2 separate regions of the Homo sapiens genome follow, and region 1 is linked to region 2. The links are chromatin contacts, found by Hi-C in ENCODE. All regions are on one chromosome and are shown on one strand. Each heading gives the region's core, a stretch centred on a gene start or an enhancer-like site at or near the end of the contact. The rest is flanking DNA. Distances are from core to core; before and after follow the strand shown. Region 1 holds the start of GASK1B (golgi associated kinase 1B). Region 2 overlaps LOC105377509 (a long non-coding RNA gene).

Region 1 (5,118 bases), core at 2,336-4,835, 350 kb after region 2:
ATTGGAAATGCAGTTGGGTCTCAGCCACTCCCAGGGATTTTAATCCATTCCATTCTAGGCTCCCTGGGAACCTCACTGAAATGCTAAATTTCATGGTAACATGGAGAAAGTTAAGTATCCTTTCAGCTTATAATCTCTTTGGGGTACATTTTAGCCTCTTGGGCCAATCTGGATTCAAAGTTGTAACTTCTGGCATCATTCTGCATTCAAACATAAGCCACTGACTCACTGTACTTTGTATTCGAGCCCTGGAATAGCTTTAATATTCAGAGAATATCCTTTATATGGCATGGGCATGACCGCAGACCAGTCCTTTTGCTGGCAACTGCAGTAACTGGCTACATGTGTTAGAACCTGCCAAAATGTTTGTCACCCAAGACGGGAGAATCTTGAAAGACAGACTCAATAGATCATAGTCAGGGGCTTGATAAAACCACACAGCTAGTTAGTATACATACTGAACAAATCACCAATTTTTGCTCATTCTTTTTATTTGTTAAATAAAGAGGTTAAATCCATTGAAAAAAAAAGGGGGGGTTAAACCTAACATGGTCTGGCTCTGCGCGGCTTAAGAAGATTCCATCTGCTCAAGAACGATAACCCGCTTCCCCCTTACTTTTAAAAACTTCTACTTCCTCCCATAGTAACCTATTTAATAGTATGCCTGACTGTCAGCAAGTTCTTTGCCTCCAGCCTAGCTTCCTCTCCTCATCATGCAAATTGCCGTTGGCTTTAATTAGATTTAATAAGCCACTGGGAAGTGAAGCGAGGGAAATGGAGAGCAAAGATTATACAGTATGGGCTTACTCTTGCATGTCCAATACAGCATTTCCCTGGAACTCTCATATCCTCCCAGGCTGGGAAAATAAAGAATGCCAAGCGCATGGAAAGACACGCTGCTGCTGCTGCTGTCCAAATGTGAACCGTGGGTGGAGAAAAATCATTTAGAAAAAGAGAGTGAGGGAAAAAAGAAAATGAACCAGAATCCCCAACAGCTGCAAATAACGAAGCATGTGAATCTGTTACCTTGGATGAACTCTGCTTTCCTGCTCACAGACGGCAGGGTCCTGTTGAGCCCCAGGATCCTGTCTAGGTGGAAGGCAAACACCTCACTCATGTCCAAGGGCTGCTTGAGAAGCCCACAGGGGCTAGGGCCACAGCGGAGCACAGCGCCAGGTGCGCCCCCCTCCAGCACCAGCAAACGGGCTCCGCTCCTAGAGGACACAGGCCGGAGCCCTGCCACTGCGCTGTCCGCCAAGAGTCGCATTCTTCGGATGTCATCTTTGCTCAGCCAGGAGGGGGCGCTCTCGCTGTAGATCCTAATGTTGCTCTCCCTGGAGCTGGGCTGCAGGAAGTCTGGGCCCCCGGCTCGCACTCCCGGACCCCGCACCAACCTCCAGGGTCGCTCTCCAATCTTAACCAGGTTTGCTCCCTGAGCGTACCCAGGTGCTACAGCATCAGCTTCCCTTGCCGCTTCCTGCGGCTGAAGGGATGGTCCGACCAAAGCCTCCTGCCCTGGGGCAGCCGATGCCACTGCATGCTTTTTCCTGCGCTTGGGCTTCACGGTGCCACGGATATTGGCCGGCTTGCTGCGCTTGGAGCGTAGGGTAATGTACACCACATTGGGCTGCAGAGTGGACCCATTGCCCTGGGACTCTGGAGGGGCCAGGGTACCATCCAGGGGTATCTCAGGGAAGGATGGCTCGGCGGTGTCGCGGCTGCGATGTGGCCCCTTCTCAGCCGCCTGTCCATGCTGGAGAGAGGCCCTCCCCACCTGGCTCACCAGGAAGCCCAAGTAGATGGCACACGCAGTGCCCAGCAGAAGGTTTCTCCGGGTCCTTGGACGCCGGCTGCTCCAGAGCTTACGCACCCGCGGGACGCACAGGGAGCAGATGAACCAGTTTATGAGCTGCCCCGGCTTGTCTGGACAGGTCATTTCTCTGCCGCATCCACATGTTGAACGGAGTTTAAAGTCTGCAGTTGGCTCCTGCTAATGTGATGCATGGTTTCCTGACTTCAGCTGCCGCGTCCGCTTCGGGATATAAGTGGTCTCCAGTGGGCAGAGGTGGAAGGAAAGGGTTGGTGATGAAGCTGGGAATGTTTCTGACACAACAAACCTTTTAAATTATCAGTCTCCCCAAGGAGAAATGCGGCTTGTTTCTGGGAATGAATGGATACAGAGTTAACTGAGTCACAATTTCAAACCATTTAAGTTCCTCTACAAGAGTCAAGAAAAAAAGTAATCATTTCCTTTCATAAATATCACCACTAAATGTTTTTAAAAATAAAATTTAAAAGCATGCAAACGAGATAGATGTATAGATTTGATAGTCACTTGAAAGTAGTGAAAACAAGCCACAAAAATCCAAGAGTGTTTTATAACTTGTACCTAGAGTCATTTAAGTTGACTCTGAAGCAAAAGCGTTAAAATGTGACAAACCTGGGCTTTTCCTTTTTGAAATTCAGAAAGAACTTAAGACAAGTAATAGATAATTTTTTAATACTCTATACCTATACCATTTTTATTTTTTAAAGTCCTGAATTAACTAAGTACAAGCAGCAAGTATTAACAATAAAATTTAGAAACATATTCTCTTAGTCTAAAGGTACAAATTGTACTTCATATTAATAATATGTTCCATTAGCTTACATTGTTAGTATAATACAAAGCCATAAATGTCCATATATCTTGGAAGCAGTTGCATTTATTCTGTTTCTCTCTCTCTCTCTCTTTCTCTCTCTCTCACACACATACACACACACAACACAACACAACTCTGACTGCTTTTTATTTCTTTTCTTTCCACCGAAGTCAGCTGAAAGAAAATAAAAGCATCTCTAGTTCTGTTTTTTCACTATTAAAAAGAAAAAGAAGAAACTCGTAAGCAACCTTACTTACACAGCTGGCCCCATGCTTGGCTCCAGGAAGAATGTAATCCTTGACTCTAATGCAAAGAACTTTTAAAGGCTGAGGCATGTAAGTAGAACATATTTCATGGTCAAGAGTGTTCCACATTTCAAACATTTCAGTTCAGCTTTAAAAGCTCCCTTGAAAACTACTGATTGCAAAGCAAAACTTGGAAACTGACTGCTGCATGGTTTTAAGAGATACAAAGCTTTTAAAAACAATAGTTAACAAAATAAACTTTAATTTTAAATTCGGAAAAAAGAAATGCCGTAGAGAATCAGTTTTCATTCAAATAAATTTCCACTTATTTTTAACCCCTGGGAGCCCTCTAGTGTCCTGTTCGCAAACAGACTCAGAAATGTCAGTCTCATGAAGTTCAAAAGATCGAGAATGTTTGCTATCTTGGTGGAGCAGCCGCAGCCAAGCAAGTAACTTGTAAAATGAGGAATGCCATCACCCCTCGAGTGTCCATCCCACATAACTTGGGGTTAGAGCACAAGCGTTCCCAGGAACTACTCACCTTACCATCTTGGCCGTTTCATTTGTCTTCCACCAGTTCTGGAAAGAGAAGGCCTAGAAGTTCAGAAAAAAAGGTAAGAAAGAGTTAATATAAATGAGGAGAAAAAATAGAACAGTGAGATAAGAGTACACACAGATAAGGAAAGACATTTATAGTGTGCAATTGCACGGTGCAACAGTTCACAAAAGGAAGTCGTGGATTCTCTCTGATTGGAGGTTTTTTGAAAAAACAGGTTAGGGATTGGCCTGGGTGGTTTGCGTGTCCTAGCACAAAGGCAGGGGCTGATGACCTTGGGGTGTCAATTAGACTATGGCAAATAGAATCAAAAGGCAAGAAGACAGAAAGGGGACAGGGATTTTTCCTCCCCACAGAGAAAGAAAGTTGTGATACTGAAGAGTGGGTAAAAGATTAGCATATGGTGTATAATCCTAAAAATACTATATTTTACAATGCAAAAAGAGCAAGGAGTTGGAATATATAGGGAAGGAGAGAATAAACGTCCAAGTGGTAAATTGACAAAAATTATAATCGGGCTGTTATTTCAGCACTCTAAACTCAGTCCTTTTTTCCTCTTTAAAAGTCCTGCCACATGGAGGAATGAGAAGGAGCAATCCCAATATTGACAGTAGCCTGGAAGTACCTGGATATTTTGGCTAAACTTTGTGAGAATTCAGGCATCAAAACAATTTTATCTGCACTCAAAAACTCTTAGGCACACACTTCCATACACACAGAATTATTTTCTTGATAGAAAATGTGAACTTCTTGCAAGGAAACCATACCAAAGCTGCATTTTATAACCATCTTATTATTTCCACAGTCAAAGGAATAACTGACCTGGCTCTATAACAATTAAAAGTAAGCCTTTGGCAGAGGCCAGTTATAATAAGCAGACATCTCCTCTAGCTGTTTTTAGAGCTATTTTTTTCATGGAGAAATGCCTACGAGATAGGGAGAGTTGTGTGAGTTAGTAAATTTCGTTGACTACCTTCCCACCCCCACTCCAAAAATGTCTCCTAGAAAAAGAACAATACACTGTCCCCTGCTATAGCCACAATAGGGATTCGTGGAGGCTACACTATCTACTCTGAACTATGATATTCAGAGAATGGGCTGAAGAGGGAGGCAGACTGGCTTTAAATTCTCCTCATTTACCTCTTACGTGTGGTCCCCTGTGGCAAGTAATCTTACCTCTCTAAGCCTCAGTTTCCCCCATGTGTAAGAAAAGAAAAATAATAGCACTTACCCTATCGGTTTCTTCTGATGACTGAATGAGATAGCAGCCTTGGAATGATCATTTGAAATATTCAGCAATGTGTTTGTTTTTATCCCCCATGATGCCTCATTAAACTGCTCAGAGGCCTCTCTCCTCAGCCCAGGCCTTGACAGATAGTCACCACTGCACCACAGCAAAGCAATCATGGTAGAATTGAGGACAAGCACACTGAATTATTTGTAGCCAACATATTGATATAGCCAATACAGTGGATAAATGGGGCTTGTCAGATATAATCAGAGCACAATTTTAGTGATTCCCCCCACTGCCCATTGAAACCTGTTCTGTGGCCTGATATCTCTTTTCAACTTTCTTAAATGGAAACTCAGGCAGTCCCCATGACTTTTCCAGTCATACTTAAATTTTTGTAAAAGTTCTCCAGTTGTTAGCCATAGACATACAGACACATAATAC
Region 2 (5,658 bases), core at 389-2,888:
CAACCCACTGGGGTCCCCTTCCACGCTGTGGAAGCTTTGTTCTTTCGCTCTTTGCAACAAATCTTGCTGCTGCTCACTCATGGGTCTGCATTACCTTTATGAGCTGTAACACTCACAGCGAAGGTCTGCAGCTTCACTCCTGAGGCCAGTGAGACCACGAGCCCACCACGAGGAATGAACAACTCCAGATGTGCCACCTTTATGAGCTGTAACACTCACTGTGAGGGTCTGCAACTTCACTCTTGAAGCCAGTGAGACCATGAACTTACCAGACGGAAGAAACTCTGGACACATCTGAACATTTGAAGGAACAAACTCCGGACACACCATCTTTAAGAACTGTAACACTCACAGCAAGGGTCCGCGGCTTCATTCTTGAAGTCAGCAAGACCAAGAACCCACCAATTCCAGACACACCATTACTGGGTAGATACCCAAAGGAATATAAATTGTTCTATTATAAAGACAGATGCAAGTGTATGTTCTTTGCAGCACTACTCACAATAGCAAAGACATGGAATCAACCTAAATGCCCATCAGTGATACACAGAAAGAAAATGTGGTACATATACATCATGGAATACTATTCAGCCATAAAAAACATGTCCTTTGCAGGGGCATGGATAGAACTGGAGGAAGTTATCCTTAGCAAACTAACACAGGAACAGAAAAACAAATACCGTATATTCTCACTTTTAAGTTAGAGCTAAATAATAACACATGGACACAAAGAAGGGAACAACACACACTGAGGCCTATTGGAGGATAGAGTGTGGGAGGAAGAAGAGGCTCAGGAACAATAACTATTGGGTACTAGGCTTAATACCTGGATGACAAAATAATCTGTACAACAAACCCCCATGACACATTTACCTATAGAACACATCTGCACATGTTCCCCTGAACTTAAAATAAAAATTAAATTTAAAAAATAGTGGAGGCATTATGGCAGACAAGGGGCAGGACTAGATTGCAGCTCCGACTTGGACGGACAGAGCAGCGTGCAGAGGCTCACATCATGGATTTTTAGCTCCAGAACGACTGCAGGAATAAATCAGGAAACCTGAGAGGACCCACAGACCCCCCTGAAGGAAGCCAACTGCGCCTGCAGGACCCTGGAGACACCCCAAATACAGTGAGTGCCCAAACTGCAGAAGTGGAAAAGGGAGATCCTCTGCCCCGGAACACACACCCTTACAGGGGAAATCGAAGGTCTAGTTTACAGGAGAAGATTCTGAACTTACCTGGAGCTGAGTCGATGTAGAGAGCCAAGTGAAATACACAGGTAGAGGAAGAAGTGGGAAAGGCCCTGTGAGCTCACTGGGTCCCCAAGCAGGTCATTCCTGCCTGGCACCATAGGGATCCTTCCGGAGGGTGGCCAGAGGTGCAGGGAAAACGCCACAGGGAGAAGGAACTCTCCAGCTGATCTTTGTAACAATTTGAACCTGTTCAGAAGCCTCCTGGCCAGAACTCTGCTTGGGGGGAAGGGCATGAATCCAGCAAGCAGACTCCACAGGCCGGGGAAGAACTAAAGCCTTAGTATCTTTTTTTTTATTATTGAGATGGAGTTTTGCTCTTGTTGCCCAGGCTGGAGTGCGATGGCGCAATCTCCGCTCACCACCTCCGCCTGGGAGGCAAGTAGCCCAAGGCAAATTCTCAGCCCTGCTTGCCCACTTTCTGGAAACAGACTCAGTGCTGTGAGGCGGGGCATGGTGGGAGTGAGACCTGCCCTTCGGATTGCGTGGGAGCTGGGTGAGGCCTGTGATTGCCAGCTTTCCCCCACTTCCTGACAACCTGAGTGACTCAGCAGAGGCAGCCATAGTCCTCCTAGGTGCATAACTCCATTGACCTGGGAACCTCACCCCTAACCCCCACATCAGCCACAGCAAGACTTGCCCCAGGAGAGTCTGAGCTCAGACATACCTAGCCCTGCCCCCACCTGATGGTCCTTCCCTACCCACCCTGGTATCTAAACAAAAAGAGCATATACTCTTTGGAGTTCTAGGGCTCCACCCACCACCGTTCCTCTCCATATTTCCACAACTGATGCTCTCTGGAAAGCATCACCTCCTGGCAGGAAGCCAACCAGCATAAAAATGGAGCATTAAACCATAAAGCTAAGAACCCTCACAGAGTCCATTTCACCCCCCTGCTACCTCCACCAGAACAGGTGCTGGTATCTGCTGCTGAGAGACCCACAGACAGTTCACATCATAGGACTCTGTGCAGACAACCCTCAGTACCAGCCTGGAGCCTGGTAGACTTGCTGGGTGGCTGGACCCAGAAGAGAGATAACAATCACTACAGCTTGGCTCTCAGGAAGCCACATCCATAGGAAAAAGGGGAGAGTACTACATCAAGGGAACACCCTGCAGGACAAAAGAATCTGAACAACAGCCTTCGGCCCTAGACCTTCCCTCTGACAGAGCCTACCTTAATGAGAAGGAACCAGTAAACCAACTCTGGTAATATGAAAAAACAAGGCTCTTTAACACCCCCCAAAAAAATCACACTAGCTCACCAGCAATGGATTCAAACCAAGAAGAAATCCCTAATTTAACTGAAAAACAATTCAGCAGGTGCAGGGAAAACACCATAGGGAGAAGGAACTCTCCAGCTGAACTTTGTAACAATTTGAACCTGTTGAGAAGCCTCCTGGCCAGAACTCCGCTCGAGGGGAAGGGCATGAATCCAGCAAGCAGACTTCACAGGCCAGGGAAGAACTAAAGCCTTATTATCTTTTTTTTAAATTATTGAGATGGAGTTTTGCTCTTGCTGCCCAGGCTGGAGTACAATGGCGCAATCTCTGCTCACCACCTCCACCTGGGAGGCAAGTAGCCCAAGGCACACACAGGTTCAGCAGGTTAGTTATTAAGCTAATCAGGGAGGTACCAGAGAAAGGTGAAGCTCAATGCAAAGAAATCCAAAAAAGATACAAGAATCAAAGGGAGAAATATTCAAGGAAATAGATAGCATAAATAAAAAATATCATAACTTCAGGAAATAATGAACACACTTATCAAAATGCAAAATGCTCTGGAAAGTCTCAGCAATAGAATTGAACAAGTAGAAGAAAGAAATTCAGAGCATGAAGACAAGCTCTTTGAGTTAACCCAATCCAACAAAGACAAAGAAAAAAGAATAAGAAAATATGAACAAAGCCTCCAAGAAGTCTGGGATTTTGTTAAATGACCAAGCTTAAGAATAATCAGTGTTCCTGAGGAAGTAGAGAATCTAAAAGTTTGGAAAACATATTAGGGGGAATAATCGAGGAAAACTTCCCTGGCCTTGCTAGAGACCTAGACATCAAAATACAAGAAGCACAAAAAACACCTGGGAAATTCATCACAAAAAAGATCATCACCTAGGCACATTGTCATCAGGTTATCTAAAATTAAGATGAAGGAAAGAATCCTAAGAGCTGTGAGACAAAAACGCAAGGTAACCTATAAAGGAAAACCTATCAGTATAACATCAGTTTTCTCAGCAGAAACCCTACAAGCTAGAAGAGATTGAGGCCCTATCTTCAGCCTCCTAAAACAAAACAATTACCAGCCAAGAATTTTGTATTTAGTGAAACTAAGCATCATATATAAAGAAAAGATACAGTGTTTTTCAGATAAACAAAAACTAAGACATTCACCATTACCAAGCCTCCACTACAAGAACTTCTTAAAAAAGATCTAAACCAGCCAGGCGCAGTAGCTCATGCCTGTAATCCCAGCACTTTGGGAGGCCAAGGCGGGCGGATCACAAGGTCAGGAGATCAAGACCATCCTGGCTAACATGATGAAACCCTGTCTCTACTAAAAATACAAAAAAAATTAGCCGGGTGTGGTGGTGGGCGCCTGTAGTCCCAGCTACTTGGGAGGCTGAGGCAGGAGAATGGCATGAACCCGGGAGGCGGAGCTTGCAGTGAGCCAAGATCGTGCCACTGCACTCCAGCCTGGGCAACAGTGAAAGACTCCATCAAAAAAAAAAAAAAGCTCTGAATGTTGAAAGAAATCCTGGAAACACATCAAAACAGAACCTCTTTAAAGCATGAATCCCACAGGACCAATAAAACAAAAACACAATTTAAAAAACAAGAAAAAACAAAAACCAAGGTACACAGGCAACAAATAGCATGATGAATGGAATGGTACCTCCCATCTCAAAACTAACATTGACTGTAAATGGCTTAAATGCTCCACTTAAAAGATACAGAACTTCAGAATGGATGAGAATTCACAAACTAACTATCTGCTGCCTTCAAGAGACTCATCTAACACATACGGACTCACATAAACTTAAAGTAAAAGAGTGTAAAAGGCATTTCATGCAAATGTACACCAAAAGTGAGCAGGAGTAGCTATTCTTACATCAGACAAAACAAACTTTCAAGCAACAGCAGTGAAAAAAGACAAAGAGGGACATTATATAATGGTAAAAGGCCTTGTCCAACAGGAAAATATCAGAATCCTAAACATATATGCACCTAACACTGGAGCTCCCAAATTTATAAAACAAGTACTAACAGACCTAACAAATCTTAACAAATTTTAAAAAATGAGATAGACAGCAATATAATAATAGTGGAGGACTTCAATACTACACTGACAGCACTAGACAGGTCATCAAGACAGAAAGTCAACAAAGAAACAGTGGATTTAAATTATACCTCGGAACAAATGAACTTAGATATATACAGAACATTTCATTCAACAACCACAGAATACACTTCTATTCAACAGTGCATGGAACTTCCTCCAAGATAGATGATATGATAGGCCACAAAATGAGCCTGAATAAATTTAAGAAAATTGAAATTATATCAAGCACTCTCTCAGACCACAGTGGAATAAAACTGGAAATCAACTCTAAAAGGAACCTTCAATACCATGCAAATACATGGAAATTAAACAACCTGCTCCTGAATGATCATTGGGTAAAAAACAAAATCAAGATGGAAATTTAAAAAATTCTTTGAATTGAACAACAACAGTGACACAACCTATCAAAACCTCTTGGATACAGCAAAGGTGGTGCTAACAGGAAAGTTCATAGCCCTAAACACCTACATCAAAAAGATTGAAAGAGCAGAAACTGACACTTTAAGGTCACACCTCATGGAACTAGAGAAGCAAGAACAAACCAAACACAAACCCAGCAGAAGAAAGGAAATAACCAAGACCAGAGCAGAACTAAATGAAATTGAAACAAACAAAAAAATACAAAAGATAAATGAAACAAAAAGCTGGTTCTTTGAAAAGGTAAATAAAACTGATAGACCATTGGCCAGATTAACCAAGAAAAGAAGAGAGAAAATCCAAATAAGCTCAATTAGAAACAAAATGGGAAATATTACAACCAACACCACAGAAATACAAAAGATCATTCAAGGTGACTATGAACACCTTTATGTGCATAAACTAGAAAACCTAGAAGAAATGGATAAATTCCTGGAAAAATACTACCCTTCTAGTTTAAATCAGGAAGAATTAGATACCCTCAGTGACCAATAACAAGCAGCAAGATTGAAATGGTAGTTAAAAAATTACCAATGAAAAAAAGTCCAAGACCAGACGGATTCACAGAATTCTACCAGACATTCAAAGAAGAATTGGTACCAATGCTATTGACACTATTCCATAAGATAGAGAGGGAACCCTCCCTAAT

Evidence for each region. Hi-C counts contacts between places; a loop is a spot of excess contacts on that map.
Region 1: a loop to region 2 is called in a map of PC-9, with 4 times the contacts of the local background. The contact joins the promoter of GASK1B here to the enhancer-like site in region 2. A Hi-C loop is called at or near these places in 2 of 168 maps with a recorded cell type or tissue (HepG2 and PC-9).

What each region holds. Positions count from the first base shown.
Region 1 is chr4:158,169,440-158,174,557 of GRCh38, forward strand. It overlaps GASK1B (golgi associated kinase 1B), which reads right to left and starts at 3,586. Exons shown (of 5, transcript NM_001128424.2): 1 at 3,429-3,586; 2 at 1,027-2,160. The coding sequence starts at 1,936. GASK1B-AS1 (GASK1B antisense RNA 1) reads left to right here and starts at 1,313. Exons shown (of 5, transcript NR_147410.1): 1 at 1,313-2,041. LOC101928007 (a long non-coding RNA gene) reads right to left here. Exons shown (of 4, transcript XR_007058350.1): 3 at 4,675-4,827; 4 at 4,249-4,369. RefSeq lists enhancers at 1,069-1,589, 1,763-2,962.
Region 2 is chr4:157,822,558-157,828,215 of GRCh38, forward strand. All of the region lies in intron 4 of LOC105377509 (a long non-coding RNA gene), which reads right to left. Among named protein-coding and RNA genes, the nearest start is that of LINC02433, 250 kb to the left of the region's middle. RefSeq lists an enhancer at 1,050-2,249. Within about 2 kb of position 1,639, at least 4 of the 41 ENCODE cell types and tissues checked have a DNase peak (open chromatin) inside an H3K27ac peak, as active enhancers do; they include PC-9, where a contact is called at or near this core.